Regions from separate parts of the Mus musculus genome. Here all the other regions are linked to region 3. Evidence: chromatin loops called from intact Hi-C (ENCODE). Cell type or tissue: heart. All regions are shown on one strand. Region 1 has its middle 11 kb from the start of Lrrc59. Region 2 holds the start of Acsf2 (acyl-CoA synthetase family member 2). Region 3 holds the start of Rsad1 (radical S-adenosyl methionine domain containing 1).

What was found. Peaks named below come from ENCODE experiments on the same cell type or tissue, not always from the same donor. Only the 100,000 strongest peaks of a DNase experiment are listed, where the experiment ranks them.
Region 1: it touches region 3 in a loop (2.1-fold over the local background); 7 of 42 quality-filtered maps call a loop at or near these places.
Region 2: it touches region 3 in a loop (2.0-fold over the local background); 6 of 42 quality-filtered maps call a loop at or near these places.

What each region holds. Positions count from the first base shown.
Region 1 is chr11:94,614,457-94,622,456 of GRCm38, forward strand. No RefSeq gene overlaps it. Among named protein-coding and RNA genes, the nearest start is that of Lrrc59, 11 kb to the right of the region's middle. In heart, a CTCF peak has its summit at 7,209 (motif pointing right); no DNase peak of the experiment used is centred here; H3K27me3 peaks cover 1,543 bases.
Region 2 is chr11:94,598,549-94,606,548 of GRCm38, forward strand. Acsf2 (acyl-CoA synthetase family member 2) reads right to left here and starts at 3,238. Exons shown (of 16, transcript NM_153807.2): 1 at 3,095-3,238. The coding sequence starts at 3,222. In heart, a CTCF peak has its summit at 373 (motif pointing left); a DNase peak (open chromatin) is centred at 3,383; H3K4me3 peaks cover 1,845 bases; H3K27ac peaks cover 1,928 bases.
Region 3 is chr11:94,545,910-94,553,909 of GRCm38, forward strand. It overlaps Rsad1 (radical S-adenosyl methionine domain containing 1), which reads right to left and starts at 3,298. Exons shown (of 9, transcript NM_001013381.2): 1 at 3,074-3,298; 2 at 2,562-2,695; 3 at 2,250-2,454. The coding sequence starts at 3,208. In heart, no CTCF peak of the experiment used is centred here; DNase peaks (open chromatin) are centred at 1,582, 2,712 and 3,282; H3K4me3 peaks cover 1,637 bases; H3K27ac peaks cover 1,780 bases.

The sequences.
Region 1 (8,000 bases), 69 kb after region 3:
GTAAACAGAAGCTTTGAGGAATGCAGTGACTTGTCAATGTGACCTTAGAGCTTAATGTAGTGCTGGCTTGAAGTCCTAGCATCCTGTCCCATCCTGATCTTGGCTTCTCCTGTGTGACTCTATTCCTGGGAAGCCATGAACAAATATCCAGATAAGGAACCAATGATTGAAGGATATATGGTCACCACCGAAGTCCAACTTGGTGAACCATGAATTTTATTGAGGTTACTTATAGAATCATGGGTGAAAGGTTGGTTATAGAAACAGAAATGACTCAGCTGCATCCCAAGAGCACACCCCAACAGGGATGACAGCTCACAAAAGCTGGGAACCACGCAGCCTGCAGGCAGGGAGCCTGGAGTACACTGAGCAGCCTGCGGGCAGCGTGGCAGGCATGACATCTGCTTTTTCCCTACACATACACACCTCCCTGTCTGTTAATTATTATTCAATATTCAAGTCAAGTGTTCTTTAGCTTTCAGAAAAAGAGACAGGCTGTATAAGTCTTTAGCTTTTGGTGTCTGATTTATTTCAGGTAACATTATGTTTTCTATTAGAGTTTCTTCCAGGTGGTTCTATTGGTCTGAGCTACTGTCCAGCTGCTGGGCTAGTCTCTATTTCTTTCTGGCTGCATAGTAGGTCTCTGCTTCTAGGCAGCTTAGCTTGTCTGAGAGCTGCTCCCAGCCAGCATTACTACTTATATTCCCTTGAGGGAGGGACCTACTGAATCTGATCAGTTTTTTTTTTAAGGTTTATTTATTTTATTTGAGTACACTGTAGCTGTCTTCAGACACACCAGAAGAGGGCATCAGATCCCATTACAGATGGTTGTGAGCCACCATGTCCTTACTGGGATTTGAACTCAGGACCTCCCAGAAGAGCAGTTGGTGCTCTTAACCTCTGAGCCATCTCTCCAACCCCCAAATCCGGTCAGTTTTGCAGACCTCCTGAAGCCCATGGACTTGTTTGCTTTCTGAACATAAGGGGCTTCCCTGCAGGATGGGACAGTCGTCCCTCTCGCCCCCACCCCCCTCAGAATACCCTGTGCCTCCACAGGCTTTCCTACGGGATGGAAGGTTGTAATCTGGTAAATGTTACTCCACAGCTTCTCAAGGGCTGCTGGGACTCGTGTTTTCCTGGCAGTTGCCCCAAACAACCTGGAACATACAAGACTGTACATGATGATATTTGGCTGTGGCAGGGAGATCAGCACCAGACAAGTCTTTTGTTCCCAAGGGAAATGTTCCCAAGGTCTGATAGGCTTACTGCCTCCCACACTGCCTGTTTCACACTTAACCGGATTAAGCAGCCTCCCTTGAAGAGAGCACCTGCTGCCTGTCCTCTGCTATCTGATTCCCTGGGTCGAACCTCTAAGGGTTTTTTATCCTCAAAACCCACACACCACCCTGCCACATCCTCAGAGAAGCCTGTCCTGATTTCACCTCTCCTTCAAGCCTTACCAGGCTGGTGTGAGCCCTTGTCTTACAATGCATTTACTCCTTTGACTGGATTTAAATGGTGGAGACCTCTGAGTCTCAATTCCCTCTCCTGTAATGTCGGGAGCTGACTCCTAGCAGAAAGCGGCTATCATCTCTGCAGCCATCTCAGGCTATTTACTTACAGGTTGGTACTTTTCCACCCTGACGAGAGACTTGTTTTCCTAGCATGATGTTTTTGCAAGCAGCCTACCACAGCTGAACACACTCTGGTAACAACCCGTTTTTCTCCTGCGCATCCTGGACTTGTGGTTACGGGACTCCAGCTGTACTCCCCAGCTGTGCTTATACACCCATAGCTGCCTTTCAATAAACGAGACTTGAGACTTGATCAGATTGCCTGTCTTGTCTCCATTCTTTGAGTCTCTTGCCCCTCCATCCCTACTCTGTCCCTTGCAGACCCCATTGACTGACCCTCAGACTGGGTCACTGTAACACTCAGATAATATTGAGAGGATTGGGTTAAAAAGAAACAATAGATGATCAAGGATGTAGTTCAGTAGCATAGTACTTACCTAGAAAGAAAGACCTGGCTTCCATAAGTGTGTGTGTGTGTGTGTGTGTGTGTGTGTGTGTGAGAGAGAGAGAGAGAGAGAGAGAGAGAGAGAGAAGAGAGAAATTTTAATGCAGCGATATGGCTTCTCTAATCATGTCCAAAGACAGTGTGTGGTCTGGCTGGAATGCAGATGCATCCTTAGTATAAATCTGTAAGGTAAAACTAGTTTATAGAACTAAGGAGCCACATTTGAAAGTGACATCTAATTGAGGGGCAGACAAAGTGGTGGATTCGAGAAAGGTTTGACAGAATGAGTCAGAGATAGGGTAGTCCCAACTCTCATTAGAACAGCAAGTAAAGTTATTTAAGAGTAGTACAGGGGGAGAGGGAGAGGGAGAGGGAGAGGGAGAGGGAGAGGGAGAGGGAGAGGGAGAGGGAGAGGGAGAGGGAGAGAGAATGGATTTCATGAGGTTCAGTGCAGGTTGGCAGAGGCAATAGAAGCCAGAGATAAGAGAGAGCCAGACGATTAGAACAAATGGCCAGAGTTAGTTTGAGTCCAAGCAAAGCGATTGAGTGAGAAGCTGAGAGGAGCCAGATTGAATCGGTTACCTTGGAGAGGAGGTTGAGCCAGAAAGGCTGAGTTGAACCAGCCAACCAGAGTTCAGAAAGAGCTAGGAAGGAGGAGCTTATTCAGCAGTGAGTTCTCAGAGGTCTAGATTAGCAGACGGAGGCTGGAAGCTGAAGCCTTCAAGGTCTAGGCTTGCAGAAGATTACACTGGAGGCTAGAAGCTTCCAGACCTAAGCCTAGGGAGAGCTAGGTAGAAAAGCTCTGGGCTCAGGCCAAGCTGTATCTGCACAGCTTTGGTACAACTCTCATCTCATCCGTTCATCTGAGGACATAAAAGCAACTTTTCCTCTTACTTGTGTGGGCGTGTGTGCCCGTGCCCATTGTACGTGTGTGTGTGTGTGTGTGTGTGTGTGTGTGTGTGTGGGTGCGTGCCACAGTGAGCTTGTGGAGATCAGAGGTCATCTTTGTGGAGTCAGTTGCTTTCTTCAGTCTTCACATGTAACCCTGGGATCAATCTCAGGTTGTCAGGCTTATGTCACAAGTGCCTTTACCTGCTGACCACCTCATCAGCCCCGAGTGAGTAGAACACGACCACACACCAATATACAAACACACACAACCCTACACATTCACACGGAGGCTGGCTTCAGACTTACCATGCAACCCAAGATAAGCTTGAAGGACTCATCTTCCTGCCTCCACCTCCTGAGTGCACCTCCATGCCTGGTGCTTAGTGACTTGGGATCCCAATTGGTTTGAACTGTCTGGTTGTTTGAATAAGAATGGCTCCTATATTCAAATGCTGAGTTACCAGGGAGTGGCACTATTTGAAAGGATTAGAAGATTTAGGGGCGTGGCCTTGTTGGGAGTCTTTGTGGCTTTATTGGAAGTGTGTCACTTGGGGGTGGGCTTTGAGGTTTCAAAAGTCCATGCCAGGCCTAACCTATGTGCTCTCTCTCTCTCTCTCTCTCTCTCTCTTCCCCCCACCCCCATGGATCAGGATGTAGCTTTCAGATACTGTTCCAGCTCAAGCATCCCACCATGCTCCTGGCCGCAATGCTAATGGACTAACAGGCCCTGAAGCTGTAAGCAAGCCCCCAGTGACACGCTCCCTTTCATAAGAGTTGCCTTGGTCACAGTGTCTCTTCACAGCAAGAGAACAGTGACTAAGACAAAACTGCATACACACCTCTCTCCCAAAAATATATTCAGCAACCTGGGACCCCCACCTGCATGTAGCTAACTGTACACTCCTCTCCAAGCAAAGCAGTTGGGTGACTCCAATCTATGGCTTCCTAGTAACCCTTTGTACTTCATGTGTGTACCCAAGCACATTCTAAGGGAAACTGGCTAAACCAGCCGAGACTGATTTCCAATGCATTCGCAGTAAGGCAAACTGTCTGTTCAAATTTGGGGTTCAGATTTCCCCTACTTACCATTTTATGCCTGTACACAATTAGGCATGCATATGACTCAAATCAGATGCATCATGAAGAGGGACACATCTTAGTTAAGATTTTATTGCTATGAAGAGACACCATGACCACGCCGCCAAGTCTTAAAAAGGACAACACTTAAGTGGGACTGGCTGGCTTACATTTTTAGAGGTTTAGTCCAACTGAGAGTTCTATGTCGTGATCTGCAGGCAGCAGAAGGAGACTGTGTGCCACACTGGGCATAGCTTGAGTTTAAGAGACTTCAAAGACTGTCTCTACAATGACACACTTCTTCCAACAAGGCTCCACACCTTCTAATGGTGCCAGACCCTATGGGCCAAGCATTCAAACACATAAGCCTGTAGGGGCCATACCCATTCAAACCACCACAGGACATAACAAAAGCTACCATAACCTATCTATCAACATAGAAAACCACCTGAATTCTGCCCCTAAGCCAACCAACTTGTCCTATTCATGAACCCACAAAAGAATCCTTGCTGCTTTGCTATTTGTGTGTGCTTTTTTTTGGGGTCTTTGAATAAGATGTCAAGAATCCACAAACAGAAGAGACCATCAGTAACACACTTGGTGAGCCATCCTGGAGGTTGCAGAAGTGAATTCTCTCCTGCTTCATGGATACAAATTTCTCTCTCTAGTGTTTTATTCTTGGCCCAGGATGTCAGGTAAAAGGACAGAGGCAAAGGTGAATGGGACAAGAGATGTCAGGTCCAGTGTCAAGAGAACAGGGGAGCCGGGCGTGGTGGCGCACGCCTTTAATCCCAGCACTCGGGAGGCAGAGGCAGGCGGATTTCTGAGTTCGAGGCCAGCCTGGTCTACAAAGTGAGTGCCAGGACAGCCAGGGCTACACAGAGAAACCTTGTCTGGGGGGGTGGGGGGGGGGGAGAAAACAGGGGATGGCCACTCTGCCTGGATGGAGAAGGCAGTGAGGTGTAAGAAGATGGCTACATCTGTCTTCTCTGCTGGGCTTGCAACAAACTCACAGCTAACCCAATGAATTCAGTGGACTAAATGAAATGTAACAAAGTAGATTGCTGTACTCTGTTCCAACGTTGTTCAGGAAGCCTTCTAGGGGAAAGAGCTTTCTTACTCTTTTTGACCCCTTTCCTTGCCCCCTCTCCCCCATCTCTCTCAGTTTTTCTTTGGTCTGGGTTACAATGGAAGCCTGAGACTGATGTATTTCCATGCTTTCAGATTTTGTTGAGTAATTACTATGCTTGCCTGCATGGGTCAATAAGCAATTAAAAAGATAAAGAGGCAGGCTATGGTGGTGCAAGCCTTTAAACTCAGCACTTGAAAGGCAGAAGCAGGTGGATCTCTGAGTTCGAGGCCAGCATAGTCTACAGAGGGCTACACAAAGAAACCCTGTCTTGGGGAAACAAAAGATAAACAGATAAATCCACCTATCTGCTAGGTCACAGTGCGGCCATCAAGAACGATTTCTATCCTCCTTTTGATAGAATGGCCTTTCACAACTTCTTCAGACAATTCACTGCTACATTCCAAAGATAAGGCTTCCTCAGAATACTAGTACACTCCCTACAGCCAATGACTCCAAGCACTCAATGACTCAATCTCTCTCTCTCTCTTTCTTTCTTTCTTTCTTTCTTTCTTTCTTTCTTTCTTTCTCTCTCTCTCTCTCTCTCTCTCTCTCTCTCTCTCTCTCTCTCTCTCCATATATATATATATATTTACATACATAATATGAGTACACTGTAGCTGTCTTCAGAGACACCAGGAGAGGGCACCGGATCCCATGACAGATGGTTTGAACCACCATGTGGGTACTGGGAATTGAACTTAGGATCTCTAGAAGAGCAGCCAGTGGTCTTAACCACTGAGTCATCTCTCCAGGCATGTCTCTGTCTCTTTGTAACATAATGACCAAGCCCGCTCAGTCAGTCAACAGGTTCTCCAGTGTAGAAATAAGTATTAAAGAGCAAAAAGACAATTAGATAACATTGTAGCATGACCCCAACCAGTTCTGAGGCTGAGGCAGGTTTATTTTTTTCCTTATCTGCTTTTATAATTACATACAAGTATTTAGGTCGAATGGTACAATGAGGAACAAGCAAGACAATAAACACAAATAGTCAAGGAACAAGCAAGACGATAAACAAAGTCCCATGATGACTCCCATGATCACTGTATCTAAGAGCTTATCAGAATGATCAAGATATCTGAGCCTACTTCCCTGTCCTAACCCAAAGTCATATTCATTCCTGAAGCCTACTTCTTTGTTTCACCCTAACATCAGATCTTTTTTTTTTTTTTAAAGATTTATTATTATACCTAAGTACACTGTAGCTGCCTTCAGAGGCACCAGAAGAGGGCGTCAGATCTTATAAGGGATGGTTGTGAGGCACCAAGTGGTTGCTGGAATTTGAATTTAGGATCTCCAGAAGAGCAGTCAGTGCTCTTAACCGCTGAGCCATCTCTCCAGCCCTAAGATCAGATTCTTGCCTGAACTTACTTCCTTGCCATGCCCTAAGGTCAGATTTCTGCTGGAAGCCCATTTCCTTGCCCTTGGCCAATGTCAGATTCCTGCTAAATGGTCCCACAAAGGCTCTCCACACATAAGCTGATACAACCCTTCTTTAGTTACAGAGGATCTCCTCTAGATTGTATTTAACATTTGAAACATTTTATGGATTGTACCTTTCCCATTTCCTACCCAGTCTAAGGAAGAAGGAGCAATTACACTTTGCATGTCCTTGGCTTGCTTGACTGGGCAGGTCCCTGCCAGGACTTTACTCCTACAATGCTTGTGACGAGTCATCTCTCACGGCTACCACTTCTCCCTCAGTTCTCATTCAAGCAGAAAAACAGCACGTGAGCCAAAGCCTTTCATAGGGAGCTCACTGGAAGGAGGCCCGGTTCTCTTATTAGAGAGTGTCTAGAAGCCATTCTCTACACCCAGGAAAGGGGACACAGATTATGGAGGGACTCAGTTTAAACACAGAGGGAGAATAAAAAGAGACATCATGATGTCCATCTCAAGCCAAAGCCAGAAGCCTGCAGCATCCTAAGGAAAGCTTCCAGAGGGGGATATCCTTGGGACCTTCAGCTTCATCCTACTTCTCTCTTCAAGGAGGATGCTCTTTGGGGGCAGGGGCAGTTTAAATTTTTTTTTTTTTAGATTTATTTATTTTATGTACATGAGTACACTGTCACTCCCTCAGACCCACCAGAAGAGGGCAGTGCATCCCATTACAGACAGTTGTAAGCCATCATATGGTTGCTGGAATTTGAACTCAGAACCTCTGGAAGAGCAGTCAGTGCTCTTAACTGCTGAGCCATCTCTCCAGCCCAAGTTTAATAGTTTTCCATTTTATCCTTCTCCCTCCATTTCAGGTCATTGTGGAAAGCTCTGATTTCATCCTACTGGACTCCCTTCTCAAATGAATCTTTAATCAATAACAAATATTGGACCCAGACCTTAGGAAATGGCATATCGTAATTTATTGGAATATTTCCTAGCTCCAGTACTAACTGGAGTATGGAGAGAGATAACCCCTAAATGGCAGGTTCTGTACATGCTAATTATGTGTGTGGACTGTAAGCTCCTTTGGGGGTAGGAATAATAGGATGAGATAAAAAAGAAACAGGACGGGCTGAAGAGATGGCTCAGTGTTTAGAGCATAGACTGCTCTTCCGGAGGTCTTGAGTTCAAATCCCAGCAAGGACATGGTGGCTCACAACCATCTGTAATGAGATCTGATGCCCTCTTCTGGTGTGTCTGAAGACAGCTACAGTGTACTTACACATAATAAATATATCTTTAAAAAACAAAAAACAGGAGTTTAAGTCAAAATAGTCTATGTGTGTGACTGAGGATAGATAATTTTCTTTCCAGAAATGACTCAGCAAAAGTAGCACTTGTCACTCAAGCATGACGACCAAAGCTTGGCTTCCCCAGAAACCAGCATCAAAGCCAGGTGGACATGCTTTAAGTCTCGTCTCCCAGGATGTGGGAAGCAGAG
Region 2 (8,000 bases), 53 kb after region 3:
AGACTGCATTAGCAACAAACTAACCACACTCAGAGATTAGGTAACATGCCCCTTGGCCATTAACTCTGCTCTCTGTGTAGAGCAGCCAGGGGTGTATCTCAAGACAAGCTAGCTTCCAATTCTTGTTCTTTCCAGTTCAGCAAAACCAGCATGGTGATCCATGCCTGCAATTTCACAGCTTCAGAGGCTGAGACAATAAGATTAATAGCTTCAAGTTGCAGGACAGCCCAGGTTACACACCAAGACCCTGCCTCAAAAACACAAAAGAAAACCCAAATATGGACTCGGTGTGCTGGGCAGCAGCAGCAAAGCCTGCCTGTATCCTAATCAGAGGGTGGAGGACAACAGCTTCCCACACCACCATGCCTGGAGCACCATCTAGTGCCCGCTCCCCGATTCTCTTCATCCTCCCACCAGTTTGGGTCTGAGTCCTATGGGCCTAGGTGCTTGACCTCTGAGGGCTAGGTCAATGCCCTCAGAGACCTGTGCTGAATATTTGAGAAACCTAAGATGGAGGCTTCTGCAGGGGAGAGTAGGGGACAAACCGGATACTTCGTTTGGAAGGATGAAAGCCAGCCAGGAAGGATGCAAATATGAGAGGAATGGAAAGAAGTTGGGCCAGATACTCAGAAAATATTTCTCTCCTTCTCTCTCTCTCTCTTGATAAATAGGTCTCTTCTGGACATAGTTTCTCTGAGGCCTGACACTGAAGCCCTCAGAGATCACAGGCCTGAGGGCAGTAAGTGACCTGCTTTGTTTACACAGAAAAATGCCAAAGATCACAAATGTTGGGGTTAGGGTAGTGGCTCAATCAGTAAAGCGACTGCGGTACAGTCAGAAGGAACTGAGTTCGGATCCCCAACTTTCTTTTCTTTTTCTTTTCTTTCTTTCTTTCTTTTCTTTTCTTTTTTTTTTTTTTTTTTTTTTTTCGAGACAGGATTTCTCTGTGTAGTCCTGGCTGTCCTGGAACTCACTTTGTAGACCAGGCTGGCCTCGAACTCAGAAATCTGCCTGCCTCTGCCTCCCGAGTGCTGGGATTAAAGGCATGCGCCACCACACCCAGCTGGATCCCCAACTTTCACACAAAAGCTTGGCACCATGGCTCAGCCACCTGTAACTTCTCAGTGCTAGGGGCTGGGGGACAGAGAAGAAAAAATCCCTAGAACTCACTGGCTAGCCATCCTAGCAGAATCAATGGGTCCCAGGCTCAGTACCCTACCTCAAAATGGTAAGGTAGAGAGAGATAAAGGAAAACACATTTATCAGTTGCCTTCACCTGCACTTAAAACACAAGTGAGGGCTGGAGAGATGGCTCAGCGGTTAAGAGCACCGACAGCTCTGCCAGAGGTCCTGAGTTCAAATCCCAGCAACCATATGGTGGCTCACAACCACCTATAATGGGATCCGATGCACTCTTTTGGTGTGTGTCTGAAGACAGCTGCAGTGTACTCATATTAAAAAACAAACAGCCGGGCGTGGTGGCGCACGCCTTTAATCCCAGCACTTGGGAGGCAGAGGAAGGTGGATTTCTGAGTTCAAGGCCAGCCTGGTCTACAGAGTGAGTTCCAGGACAGCCAGGGCTACACAGAGAAACTCTGTCTCGAAAAAACCTCCCCCAAAAGAAAGAAAGAAAAGAAAGAAAGAAGGAAAGAAAGAAAGAAAGGAAGGAAGGAAGGAAGGAAGGAAGGAAGGAAGGAAGGAAAAACAAAAACAAAAATCACATGTGCATGGAGCCATGAGCCCCTAGGTCTCCTCAGGAAAGAAGGCAGAGGGATGTTAAAGCACTTCACAGGAGCTGAACATGTACTAACATCAGTGTTAGAGTGCTAATTCACATACATACATACATACACACACACACACACACACACACACACACACACACACACACACACCAGTTTGTTTCTTAATTCTCAGAAGGCACTTAGCTCTCAGAACCTGAGAGTTCCAGCCAAAAAGACATCTTCCAACTTGTCCGTCCAACTTCTTCTCAGGGGGGCTGTCTTTTGATTGGGTGCACAGGGTTTATCTGTTTAGCCCCAACTGTCCTGGAATTTACTTCATAGGCCAAGCTGGCCTTGAACTCAGAAACCCTGGCTCTGCCTTAAAGGTACACACCACTACTCTCATCGGCCTTAGTAGTGTCTTTTAAACTTAGTAGTGTTTTCTGAGACATATTCCTCTTTCTGCCGTGCCTCCACTATTCCTTTCCAAGACCACAGCCTGCACAATAATACGGACAACAGGCTTAGTAGTTTGCCCTTCCGTGCGGTAGAGCAGGATAGGCGATGTGCATACCTACTGGACGCAGAGGATACCACCATTCACCTTGTTGCACAGCCAACTCTCCCAGCTTGGCCTTTCCCCAGCAAGCTCCTGCAGTCCCCTCCGTGTCTGGTCATATTAGATTTATTCAGCCAACTCTCTCCTGCCAACCCCTTTCCCAGATCTTGCACTGAAGACAGATGAAAAAATGGGCCCAGAAGTGGTAATGACTGAAAGGAGGAAGGAAGCCGGGCAGTGGTGGTACAGGTCTTTAGTCTCTGCACTCAGAAGGCAGAGTCAGGCAGATCTCTGTGATTTCAAGGCTAGCCTGGTGTACAGAGCGAGTTTCAGGACAACCACAGCTACAGAGAGAACCCTGCTCCAAAAAGTAGAGGAGGTGGTGGAGGAAAAGAAGGAAGGAAAAGAAAACAAAGGAAGGAAAGATCTGTTATACTCAGTGCCCTGTGGACCCCCAAACGGTCCCCACATTTTTCACGGGAGTTAATACAGCTGAGAGAATGCCCTAGCAGTATTCAGCTCTATTCCTCGGGTGTACTGTTAAAAAGCCTCCACTCCTGGCTCTGTGTACCACATGGGACGCATACAGAATTCTGAACTAGAATTTGAACTCAGCCTGGGACTCCTGTGGCTATGAGCAGCAGCCCCAGATCCCGGGCAGGCCTGGCTTTTCCCTTTGCCTAGGTGGTAGGGTAGTGTGTGTGAGGGCTACCCAGAGTGGGGTCAGCCCCTGCCAAGCACTGCAGAACTCCCAAGTTCCCTTCTCGGGACTGCCCAGCCCCCTCTCTTTTCGGAATGCTGCTCGGGGTACCTGAGAGCGCGGACACTCTGCAACTTCGAGTTCGGCCGAGGGCGAGAGAGCAGCGTCCGGGGGCCCCGCGCCCCCAGGCTCGCGATACACAGCCTCCCGAAGCGCAGCATCCCGTGATAGACAGCCATGGCTCGCTTCCGCCGCGGGTCCGGGCCGGGAGTAAACTTTGAAAGTGAACGAGGCGAGGGTAATTAAGAAGCGGACGGGGAGGCGGGAGGGTCGCTCTGCCTATGGGGTGAGGAGGACTGGGTCCCCGCGGGGCGGGGCGGGGCGGGGCGAGGAGAGGCCGGGAAGTGGCGACTCGGTCCTGGCCACCTTTGCGTGGGAACTGCAGCCCTTCAAGCCCGCCCTCGAAGTCCCGCCCTTGTCCCCCCTCCCCCTCCCGGGGCTCCCAAGACCGGCTCTGCAGCACAATACAGGGCCTTCCTGCAATCATCACTCTAACTTTGGAGGGCCTAAGAGTTTCATAAACGGGAAAACAATCAACAGTCTATATAGAGCCAGATGACAATGCCTGGACTGGTTGGTCCCACGTGCCCAGTAGGGCTTGGGTCACGTGGGGACTTCCTGGGTGCTGAGCTACAGGCCAAAGGAATCTGCCCCGAGTGCCCCTGAGGCCTGCCAACTGGAGCAGAGGGCCTCTGGGGAGAGGAAAGGTAGTTGGGACCTACCGCTCTGATGGGTAAACCCCTCTGTATTCGGAGACCTCCGGGGACCAAGGTGCTAGTCTGGCCAGAGGCTAAGAGTCAGCTTTACTTCGACCTTGCATCCTCCCCACGACTCTGAGAAGAGTACCAGGTAGACAAGATTAGGTGGCATCAGGGACGCGTCTGTTGTATCCTACCTTCCCTCTTTCTGCTCTAGCCTGAAGCCTTAAACACAATTTCCTCAGCTGCTCCCCTAGGCTCCAAAGGACCCTGACTTTGTGACTCAACCCTCTAGCTGTGCCCTTAGGAATGTATTCTAACGTCATCCAAGGAGGATGGGTGACAAGATCTACAAGAGGTGAGTGCTCAGGCTGTGCGCTGGGTGTCCAAAGATGAGTACACTAGTCCTCCACTTTCTAGCTCCTCGTTGTCCTGAACGATCTGGGAAAGAAGAGAAGAAAGGCCCCCGGCCGGGTGGCTTCCCTTCTCCTGACTTGGAATGAAGAAAGCCAGGCAGAGGAACAGTTGGCGGAGGGTGGAGGTTAGCCTGGTGAACCTTTGCCTTGATCTGGTTCAGCTGGGGTCATGACTAATACAGCTACTCCTTCTCTGATCTCCAGAGTGACCAGATATCTCTCTCTTTCTCTCCCTCTCCCTCTCCCTCTGACAGCTTTTTGGAAAGAATCTGTGTTCCGTTGGAGAACAAGTCAAGAGGAGAGACTTTGAAAAGCTGGGCTTGAAACGGCATGATGCCCTCCAAATCAAATGTATACAGTGGTTTCAGACAGCCAGGCCCAGGGAGTGAAGGGTGCTGACTGGTATCCCAAGTTCAGGAGCCAAGCCCTGCCTTGAAGGCTTGGTGGATGACCCTGGACAAATCGTTGATTCCTTCTAGATAAATAATTGTCCTGGCAAAGTGAAGGGTACATTCTGGTCCCCGGGACCCTTTCTCTTCCTGACTAGTCTCTGAGTGAGTCTTGGGGGGAAGGGAAGATAAGCCATTCTGCCTGTCCTATGGGCTAGCCTGGGGAAGCCTTTATCGCCTTCCCCTTGTTTCTCTGACTCAGAAATGGACTCATAGACCTGCATGATTCCAGCCAGGGCAATAAAGGTAGGAGAATCAGGAACTCAAAGTCATCTTCAGCTACACAGGGAGTCTGTGGCCACCCTAGGGAGAAAAAAAAGAGACAGACAGACAGACAGACAGACAGAGAAAGGGGCTCTAATGTCAACATGAAGTAGCTTTTTTTTTTTTTTTTTTTGAGACAGGGTCTCATATAGCTCAGGCTGACCTCATCTGTATAAATCTTAGCATGACCTTGAACTTTGATCCTCCTGCCTCCTTTTGTCTTCTGGAATTACAGACTTGCACCACTGTGGCCAATCTTATGTGATTTGTTCGTGCACACCATACGTGCACACAATGGAGATCAGAAGACAACTTGTTGAAGTTGGTCTCTCCTTACACTGTGTGAGTCCAGGGATTGAACTCAGGTCATTACGCTTGGCAGGAAGCACCCTTACCCACCGAACCATCTCCTGGGCTCCTACTGTTGCTATTTTTTGGAGACAAGGTATCATGAAGCCCAGGCTGGCTTCAAACTTACTAAGTAACTGATGTTGGTCTTGAACTCCTGATCCTCCTGCCTCCTGCTCCAAAGTGCTGAGATTATAAATCTGTCAACATGTTCTCCTGTGTCCAAAAAATCTAATCACAGTGAAACAAGTATAATGCCTCTAGCCATAGAAATTGTCTTAGCTGAAATGATAAAGGGGGTGGTGGAGGAGAAGGAAGAAGGTAGAGGCCAATAGTCTTATAAATTTTGTGTTGCAGGCCTGATGATAGATAGATATATAATACCAGCTACTTTAGAGAGATTGAAGCAGGAAGATTAAAAGGTCAAGGCCTGCTTGGGCAATTAGAAAGATGCTGTCTCAAAATAAAAGGTAAGCTGGCATGGCAGCACACACCCACCTTTAGTTGACAGGCAGATCTCTGAGTTCAAGGCAAGCCTGGTCTACATAGAGAAACCCGGTACTGAAAAAAAAAAAAGTGGGGCTGGAGAGATAGCTCAGTGGTTAAGAGCACTGACTGCTCTTAAGGTCCTGAGTTCAAATCCCAGCAACCACATGGTGGCTCACAACCATCAGTACAGCTACAGTGTACTCAAATACATAAAATAAATCTTTTTTAAACTAAAAATTATAGAGAACTTGTCTAGCATGTTGAGAGCCCTGTGTTTAATGCCCAGCACCATATACACACACACAACAACAATGATAATAACAAAAAACAAGAGCGAAAAGATAACAATAAGTAAAATATAATAAACTAAGGTGTCAGCTGCACCTACAGGCAGAATCCCCAGCCACTTCCAAGCCAACCTGGAGTACATACTGAGACTTTGTTTCAGTAAATAAATAAGGCTGGGTGTGGCACATATCTTTCACAAAGGCAGGCAGATCTCTGTGAGTTCCAGGCCAACATGATCTACATAGTGAGTCTCAGGCCAGCAAGGGCTACACAATGAGACCCTGTCTCTACATGAATAATAAATAAATAAATAAATAAATAAATAGATAGATAGATAGATAAATAAATAAATAGAGAGATATCCTATCTTCAGGTAATAATGCATAAAGGAAAGAATATGGATTTAGATTTTGGTTTGATTTGGGTTTTTTTTTGTTTGTTTGTTTTTTTGTTTTTTTGACACAGGGTTTCTCTGGGTAGCCCTAGCTATCCTGGAACTAGATTTATAAACCAGGCTGGCTTTGAACTCACAGAGAGCCTCCTGCCTCTGCCTTCCAAGTGTTGGGATTAAAGGCAAGTGCCACCACCACACAGCTAGAATGTTCAAAAACAAAAACAAAAAAACCCCCACAACCCCCAATGAAGCTATCGTTCGAGGGTGTTGCAGGGTGCAGCCTTCTGAGTAAAAGCCACCATCTTCATCAGATCAGCAGTGCCTGCTGACACGAGACTGTTGACTCTGGAGTTTCTCAAAGGAATGGGTGGGGAGAGTCATAAGATTGTCGCTTAGATTCTAGCCACTCCTCCGTTTATATGGAATTTTACCCTAATTGCAGGGCATGTGCCTGAGGTACTAGACTGTGTAGGTCTGGGAAAGGTTAGCTGGTGGGAACTCTGTCCAAGTTGAGTGGAGACTTCCCAGTCTGGTAACTTGGAGGGGGGTGTCACTCACGCTCCCATAAGCAACCCCTCGTCCATGCCTATAAGACAGTTCAATACACTTATTCGTCCTCCAATGCAGACTTGGAAGGAATCCAATCCAAGAAGGATTGGAACCTTAAAAGGAGAAGATAGGCATTTATACTTCTCTAGGGACAAACCTATTTGCAACAAAAGACCCATTAAAAATATAATTAAAAAAATTAAACACGTGCCGGGCGTGGTGGCGCACGCCTTTAATCCTAGCACTCGGGAGGCAGAGGCAGGCGGATTTCTGAGTTTGAGGCCAGCCTGGTCTACAAAGTGAGTTCCAGGACAGCCAGGGCTGTACAGAGAAACACTGTCTTGGAAAAACCAAAAAAACAACAACAACAAAAAACACTCAAAAGTAAAGAGAGAAGATAAAACTAAGGTAATTAAAATAGTTCAAAGGGGCAGAGTATGGAGTCTCATGCCTTTAATCCCAGCACTAGGAAGGTAAATCTCTGTGAGTTCAAGGTCAGCCTGGTCTACAAAGAATCTAGGACAGCCGGGGCTGGTTACACTGAGAAATCCTGTCTTGGGGGGAAAAATCAAGAAAGGAAGAGGCAGGCAGATTTCTATGAGTTTGAGTCCAGGCTGATCTACATAGCAAGTTTTGAGACAGGGTTCTCTGTGTAGACTTAGCCAGCCTGAAAGTTGGCCATATCACAAATAAAATTTCTGATGAAGTCAGCAAGATAGCTCTGAACATAAAAGACACTTCCTAGACAAAAGCCTGGTGTTAGACCAGGGACCATCCAGGAAACCACAGGAAAAAGTAAGATGCAGACCAGGCAGTGGCGGCGCACACCTTTAATCCTAGCACTGGGGAGGCAGAGGCAGGCAGATCTACAGCCTGGTCTACTGAGTGAGTTCCAGGACAACAAGGGCTACACAGAGAAACCCTGTTTTCAAAAATCAAAGGAGGTGTGGGGGCTTGGGGGAGAGAGTAGGATGTAGTAACATATATCAGCAACCACAGCACTCCTAAGGCAAGGGAGGAGATGAAGACAGGAGACTCTCCCAGAAGCTCAGCCAGCTAACC
Region 3 (8,000 bases):
AGCTGGTTTTGAACTCATGGCAATCCTCCTGCCTCAGCCTCCTGAGTAGTGAGATGACAATTGTGTGCCCACCACATCCAGACCCAAAGGTCTCTTAATTTAGTTTTAGCTGATGTTTTCTCATAAGGAGAAGCCAGGCGTGGTGGTACACATCTGTAATCCCATCCCCTGGGGAGGTAGAGGCAGGAGGATCGGGGATTCAAAGCTTCCTGACGCTACATAACAAGTCTCAGGCCAGAGTAGACAGTAAGACCTTGTCATAAAAAAGAGAGAAGCCGGGTGGTGGTGGCCAATGAGGCCTTTAATCTCAGTACTCAAGAGGCAGAGGCAGGCGGATCTCTGAGTGTGAGGCCAGCCTGGTCTACAGAGTGAGTTCTAGGACAGCCAGGGCTACACGGGGAAACCCTGTCTCAAAAAATCAAACAGGGTGGGTGGGGGATAAAAAAAAAGAAGCATTTTGAGCAAGAGCATCCAGACATGGTACACACACACACACACACACACACACACACACACCCCTTGCAGCTCTTCTATGACCCTAAACCCTAGGTGGAGCACTTCACCGGAAGCAAAGCACCTATGGGCGTGGTAGGGATGGCAATCCCAGATACCCAAACACCAGAGGTCACCAGAGGTCAACCTAGAGAGATTTCTCCTGACTCATAAGCACACCTTCAGAGGCTCTCCAATGGGAGAAACCCCAAACTCCCACAGGAGCGGAAGGCTTTCGGTCCTGTTTGGCGGCCTGTCTCCAGCCTCTCCAGTCACAGGAATGACACAGCTTCTCCTCCAAACATGCAAAGTTCTTCCACATCCTGTGCCCTTTCCTCCCACACCCCTCCAACCTGGTCAACACCTGCTCTGTCTCACTCACACATCATTTCCTCCAGGAAGGCTTCCAGGATTTCATCAGGCTGGGCTCCCCTCAGTACTCTAATAAGCCTTCGGAGGTTCCTCTAGAGGTAGCAGTTACTGTGCCATGGTCCGGCTGCCAGCCTGTTCCAGGTCTCCAATCACAGAACAAGCCGCATCCTGTATTTTTTTTTCCCTTCCTTTCTTTCATGTCTATATATGTGAAGTGTGCCTATGTATATATGTGTTCACATGTGTGTGAGGGCAGGGGTGAGTGTGTGTGTGTGTGTGTGTGTGTGTGTGTGTGTGTGTTTGTGGAAGCTCAGGGTTGACAATGGGGGTCTTCTTTACCTTTTTATAGATTTATTTATTTATTATACAGGATTCTGCCTGCATTCGTGCCTGCACCAGATCTCATTACAGGTGCTTATGAATCACAATGTGGGTGCTGGGAATTGAACCCAGGTCCTCTGGAAGAGCAGCCAACAACACTCTTAACCTCTGAGCCGTGTCTCCAGCCCATCTTCCTTCATTTTTTGCTACCTTACTCACTGAGTCGAAACCACAGTTGATACGGTTAAGTCTGGCTAGCCAGCATTAAGCAAGGCGAAGGGCGGATTCCTTCATCTGTGCCCTCAAGTGCTGGGATTGCAGGCAGGCTGCCATACCCAGCCAGCGTTTGTGTGGGTGGGTGAGGATCCAAGGGCTGGTTTACACTTGCCCAGTAAGTGCTCTAACCACTGCACCATCCCTTACCCACACCTGTGCAGCACCTACCATGTGGCAGGTACTACATGAAACGCCTAGACTATAAAGGGTTAAGCCAGCTGGGCCTTGTGGCCTGTAATTCCAGGAGTTGGAAGGCTGAGGCAGGAAGACTGCTGGGAGTTTGAGGCTAACCTGGGCTACAGTGTGAGCTCCTGTCTCAAAGTCATAATGATAATAATAATAATAAAATAATGGCAGCTAGTGATATAGCTCTTTGTGGAATGCTTGCCTACATGCCTTGGGGTTTGATTTTTATTATTATACAAACTGGGCATGGTGGCACATGTCTGTAGTCCTAGTATTAAGATGGAGACAGAAGAGTCAGGAGCTCAAGGTCAACCCTTGGCTACATATAAAATTTGAGGCTAGCCTGAGCTATAGGGTACCCTGTCTCAAAATAACGAAGACATTAATAATAATAATAATAACAATAATGATGTTGATGATGATGATGCCAAAGCCTGCCTCAGGAAGTGTATGGGCCAATATGTCAAGAGACAAACAGTAAGAAAAGTGTCACTACACAATCTACTGTGTACTAGACCCTGGTGCCCAGAAATGTTTTCTCAATGACTAAACACCATCCTAGGATCTGGGAGCACTGGGGTAGGGTGAGTGAGGTAGGTCACCTGTAAACCAATGGACAACCTGTTCACTCCTGCTGCTCCAAAAGCTGCCAGCCTAGGACCTGGGGCTGAAGTGGGGTTAGCCTCCAAGGTGACTTCCGAATCGGCAGGCAGGTAGACTTCCTGAGCCACAGCCTCCAGGACAGCAGCCACAGTGTGGGGACTGGCCAGACTCGGGGTTCCTCCACCAAAGAACACAGACTCTACTCTGGAGGAAGAGGATGGAGACATAAAACCCCGGGGAAAACCCTTGGGGAACATCCTCCTGTAGTGTCCTCTCCGCCCAAGACCTTGTCTAATGTCCCCAGTACTGACCTCTGCACCCCGCTGAGCCGCAGCAGCGTCCTTGCCTCAGTCACCAGGCAATTCCGCACGGTCCCCTCCTCCACGCCGCGGGGGATGTACTTATTGAAGTTGCAGTAGCTGCAGCGTTTCTCGCAATAAGGCCACTGGGGACAGGGGATGCGTGTGTGAGCTAAGGCGGGGCTCTGGGCTGCCCAGGCCACTTCCAGGGTTTATCTCACACATCCCCGTTCCCATTCTGAGGTTGGTCAGCGGTGGTTGCGACAACTAAGCCACTCTGCGTCCCGTGGGCAGATGGCGATGAGATTACTATGCCCACTTTCGTGAGACAAAACAGGTTCCAAGAGGGACACCCAGCTAGTAAGCACCAGACTTGAGGTTTTTGGCCAAACACTTATTCCGGTGGCGAATGACGCGGGCAGATGTTGTACCAGATGTAATGTTAGGCACGGACAGCGTGCATGTGGGCTATGAACGGAACAGCCACGGCCACCGCCTCCTTCTGCTCTCCCCTACTCACTCACGTGCACGTAAAGCGCCGCACGCGTGCTCGCGGACTCAGGACTCGGAGGCTGTCCCAAGCTGTCCACACGGGGGCGCCGCTGGGCCGCCCTGGCCGCTGCCACCCATCTGCCGGTCCGGACCCCGGAGGGAACCATGGCGCGCAAGGCGGCAGAAAGGAGGGATGCGAGACCTCGACAGCGTGCCCAGCAGGGGTGTACCCGGGGCTGGGCCGCGTGGATAGCCCTGGCGGAAGTCAGAGGGGCTGCGTGACCTCGTATTGCCTCTCCCGGAGTGGCTAGAGAGCCCACGGCCTCGTGTCTGCGGCGCCACCTGGTGGACACTGTTGCACACACAGCCTATTCGTTCTCAAGGACACAGCCAGTCTATCTTTTGCCAAGGACGCAGAATGCCCCGCCAGCCTCTTGGCTCCCTGTGTCAGAGCGACTTTATTGACTCATACAAGATTTCTTTGTTTGTTTGGGTTTTTTTCAGTCAGTTACTTAGATTGGTGTGTACCTGGCTCAGATCTGAAAGCCAGGCCTACTAAAATCAGGTCAGTCTAACTGGCAGGGGAGACACTAACCAAGTTAAGAGTTAATTCGGTACTAGGTAACTGGCTGTGAGCTGGTGGGCCTACAGAAGTGTGCGTGGGAGTCAGCGGAAAGGAAGCTCACGGGCTGGGTATTAGAGGAACAGAAAATCGTTGGAAGCCAGGGGCGGTGGCTCACACCTGGAATACTAGAACTCCCGGAGGATTGTGGGAGTTCCAAGCCAGCCTGGGCTACAGTGTGAGAGCCTATCTCATAGAAACAAAAGAGGGGGAAAGACATGATGGCTCAGCAAGGAACGGACAGTTGCCCTACAAAGCAGAATGGTCCCTGGATGCCAAATATGTAGTGGGAGAGAGCCTCGCTCCACATAGTGGTCCTTTTGCCTCCATGGGTGCACCTTCTAGCAAACTCATGTGTGCACATAATACACACAGATACAATAATAAAATCAATAATTGTGGCATAAATACTGTATACATACATACATACATACAGGCAAAATACCCAATTACGTTTAAACAAACGAGAGAGAGAGAGAGAGAGAGAGAGAGAGAGAAAGTAAAACCTGAGGCTGTCCCAGCAACCACATGGTGGCTCACAACCATCTATAAAGTGACCTAATGACCTCTTCTGGCACGCAGGCGTACAAACACATATATTTAAAAATAAATAAAATTTAAATATAAATAAAACTTTGTTTAAAAAAAAGAAAAAAAAGTCATGTGTGGCAGAACAGCCCTATAATCCAGGTCTGGCTGACTGCATGAGACAATGTTTCAGAAAAAAGGAAGCAGGGCTGGAGGGGCTGGCTCAGCAGTTAAGAGCACTATCGGCTCTTGCGGAGGACCCTGCACCCACACACTGTGGCTAACAACCATCTGTAAGTCGGAAACTCCAGACTTCCTCCAGCATGCACATGGTGCACAGACATATGCAGGCAAAACACATGAAATAAAATAAATATTTTTTTAAAGGAAGGGAGGGAGGGGAAAGAGAAGAAAAGAATTCCACTGGGAACTGGCTTGGCAGGGAGGGTGGGCTGTGGTCTCTGAGTCAGGCCAGTCCTTGGCATCAGATGGAAGAGGTCGCAGCAATGGTGTGTGCAGGAGAGGCAGGACACATGTGAGGGGCTTGGAGGAGCTATGCCCCAGAATGGAACGATCATGGGCTTTGGAGTCGAGTTGTCGTAAAGCAGTTCTTCCTCAAGAAAGTAAGGTGTTCGGAGTACAGCATCCAGGAAGAACCAGTCAGAACAGGCCACACTCTCTGTTCTGGTCCCCTCTAGAAGAAGGATTGTCTTTCAGTGTGTTAGCCCAGCACTATGTGGCTCTAGAGCATACAACTTAGGGAGTGCTGTTTTCCTGTCCTTCAGCTGCGGTTGGAGTGGGGCACACACAGATGAGGCTCTATCTACACCAGGCGCCCTCCCAAGCCTAGGGCACCAGCCTCAGGACATCCTGGCCTTCTTCTCTCCCTTGCTGTAATACACACTCTTCATGTAACAGGACTGAATGCTCTGTCCATGGGGCTAAGCCAGTGAAAATTAAACCTACTTCAGACAGCTAGGTCTAAGAGAGTCACATCTCTTGCCAATGATCTAATGGCTCAGGAGGCAGACGGTGTTAGGAGAAGAGAGCTGGTTTTAGAAACGGCAGGTCAAAATCCCTTCACTACCATCTTGCTATGACTGATACTTGTGGTTTTTTTTTTTTTTTTTTGCATTTTTTCATTTTGTTTATTTGTGTGTGCATGTGTACGGGCACCCATACTACAATGCTTAAGATCAGAAGACAAACCAAGGGATTTAGTTCCTTGCCTCTATTTTGGGGGTCCCAAAAGTCAAACTCAGAGCATCAAGCTTGATAAGTGTCTTTTACCCACTGATCCCTCTCACCGGTCTCCTTTTATGCATCTTTTAAAGTAGAAAGGAATGCAAACCCACCGAAGGGTGGACAATAAGTGTGATAATAGGAGTAGCGCTATTAGGAGGTGTGGCCCTGTTGGAGTAGGTATGTCATTGTGGGTATGGGCTGTAAGTCCCTCTTCCTAGCTTCCTGAAGCCAATATTCTGCTAGCAGCCTTCAGATGAAGATGTAGAACTCTCAGCTCCTCCTGCACCATGCCTGCTTGTACGCCACTATGTTCCTGCCTTGATGATAACAGACTGAATGTCTGAACCTGTAAACCAGCCTCAATTAAATGTTGTACTTATAAGAGTTGCCATGGTCACGGTATCTGTTCACAACAGTAAAACCCTAACTAAGACAGAATTTGGTACCAGGGAGTGGGGTATTTCTGTGATAGGGTTGACTATGCTTTTGTCTGGAAGGATGTGGATTGGGGGCTTTAGATTTGGAAAGCAGTGGAATGCTTTAAATGGGGCTTAATGGGCCACCCTAGTAGGAATATGGAAGACTTCATTACTGAGAATGGTTTGAACTGTGCAGACCTGGCCCAAGAGGGTTCAGTGGAGAAGAATTTCATATGTAGCCTAGAGACTGTTTTTGTGGTATTTTGGTGAAGAATGTGGCTTTTTGTCCTTGACTGAAAAGTCTACCTGAGTCTAAGGTAAAGAGAGTTATATTAATTGCACTGACATAGGAAGTCTCAAAAAAGCCCAGCAGAGACTTTGTTCTCTGGTTAAGTCTCATGAAGAGCTTTTTGAACAAGCGTAGGAAACTTAGAAAAGAAAAAATATAAAATATATAGTTCAAGTATTAAAGGGGCACCAGGAAGTAAAATGAAGCTGAATCCTATGTTCTTGGAGATAACAGAGTAAGGGATTTAGGGGCAAGATCCCATCCAGCTAAATTTAGATCCAGGCATGCAGTACACACCTTTAATTCCAGCATTACAGAGGACAGAGGCATGCAGATCTCTGAGTTCAAAGTCAATCTACAGAGCAGTTTAGGCAGTGAAGGAGCTGGAAAAGAAGAAATGAGTGATAATGTAATAGAACAAGGGAGCCATGTTCCAGCTCCTGCAAGCAGCAGAACTCAGCAGCTTCAGCCATGTGGCTCTGGCGTTAGAGTGAAAAATAGAAGGGACTACTGGGACCATTGATGCTGGTTAGCTGGAGCTAAGAATTTAGTGGTAATTAAGAAGAGACCAGCATTACCCACCCAGGTGAAATCTTCTGGGAAGTGTTTTCCAAGAGCACGAAGTTGTGTTCCAGATATAGCCAAGGCTGTACCTCCTGAAGCAGCTGTACTTAATGTGTAAGAGGCGGTTGGTACTGGTTTTGAAGGCATGAAGGTATCATGAAGAGCAGCTGAGGCTCTGCACTGTGAGAGGCCATGGAAGGCCATTGGTGAAGGTGCAGCCTCAGTTGCAATTGATGGCCCAGGACTGAAGGGGTCATGCAAAGGAGTTGAGGCTTGGCACCATGAAGAGGGCCTATGAGAGGCTATTGGTGAAACCAAGTTGCAGTAGAAGACCCCAACGTATTAGAGATGTCAGTACCATGAGATGAACACCAAGAACAGCAGCAGCAAAGGAGTGGATCAACCTGAGCTTAGAGTGCTACAGAGGGCAGAGCTGGAGAAGTGACAACAACACAGAAGATCATGGATGGATCCCAGACATTGAAACAAGAAGCTGTAACATTGAAGTTGCCTTGGAAACCCCAAGATGCCAGAACCATGGGATGTCTGCTGAGGAAAGCTGCTAACAGGGAGTGGAGCCCAGGAGAAACAAGTTTGTTGCAGTCAACAAAAGATGAAAAGGAGTTGAAGATCTGAAGACTGCTTTGACATCAGCCATGGAGATGCAGAGTTTGGAGTTTGCCCAGCTGGTCTCCTGTCTTGCCTTGGTTGATACAGTTAAGTGATTGGATGAATCTCAGAAGAGACTTTGAACTCTGGACTTTTAACACTGTTGAGACTGCTATAGACTATGGGGACCTTTGAAGTTGGACTAAATGTATTTTACACTATGCTATGTTTAGGTATGGTCCCCATAGACTCATGTTTGGACAAGCCTATGGGGGCCAGGGAGCGGACTGTGATGGTTAGTATATGCTTGACCCAGAGAGTGGCACTATTAGAAGTAGGTATGTCACTGTGGGTGTGGGCTATAAGACCTCACCCTAGCTCCCTGGAAGACAGTATTCTGCTAGCAGCCTTCTGATGAAGGTGTAGAACTCTCAGCTTCTCCCGCACCATGCCTGCCTGGATGCTGCTATGTTCCTGCCTCAAAGATAATGGACTGAACCTCTGAATCTGTAAGTTGGCCTCAATTAAATGCTATCTTTATAAGAGCTTCCTTGGTCATGGTATCTGTTCACAGCAGTAAAACCCCGACTAAGACACCGGTCTTGCTTCACTTGATTCTGGTTGCCCTTACATTTACTCAGCTTTAAAACCAATAACCGGGGACTATCTGGAGAGATGGCTCA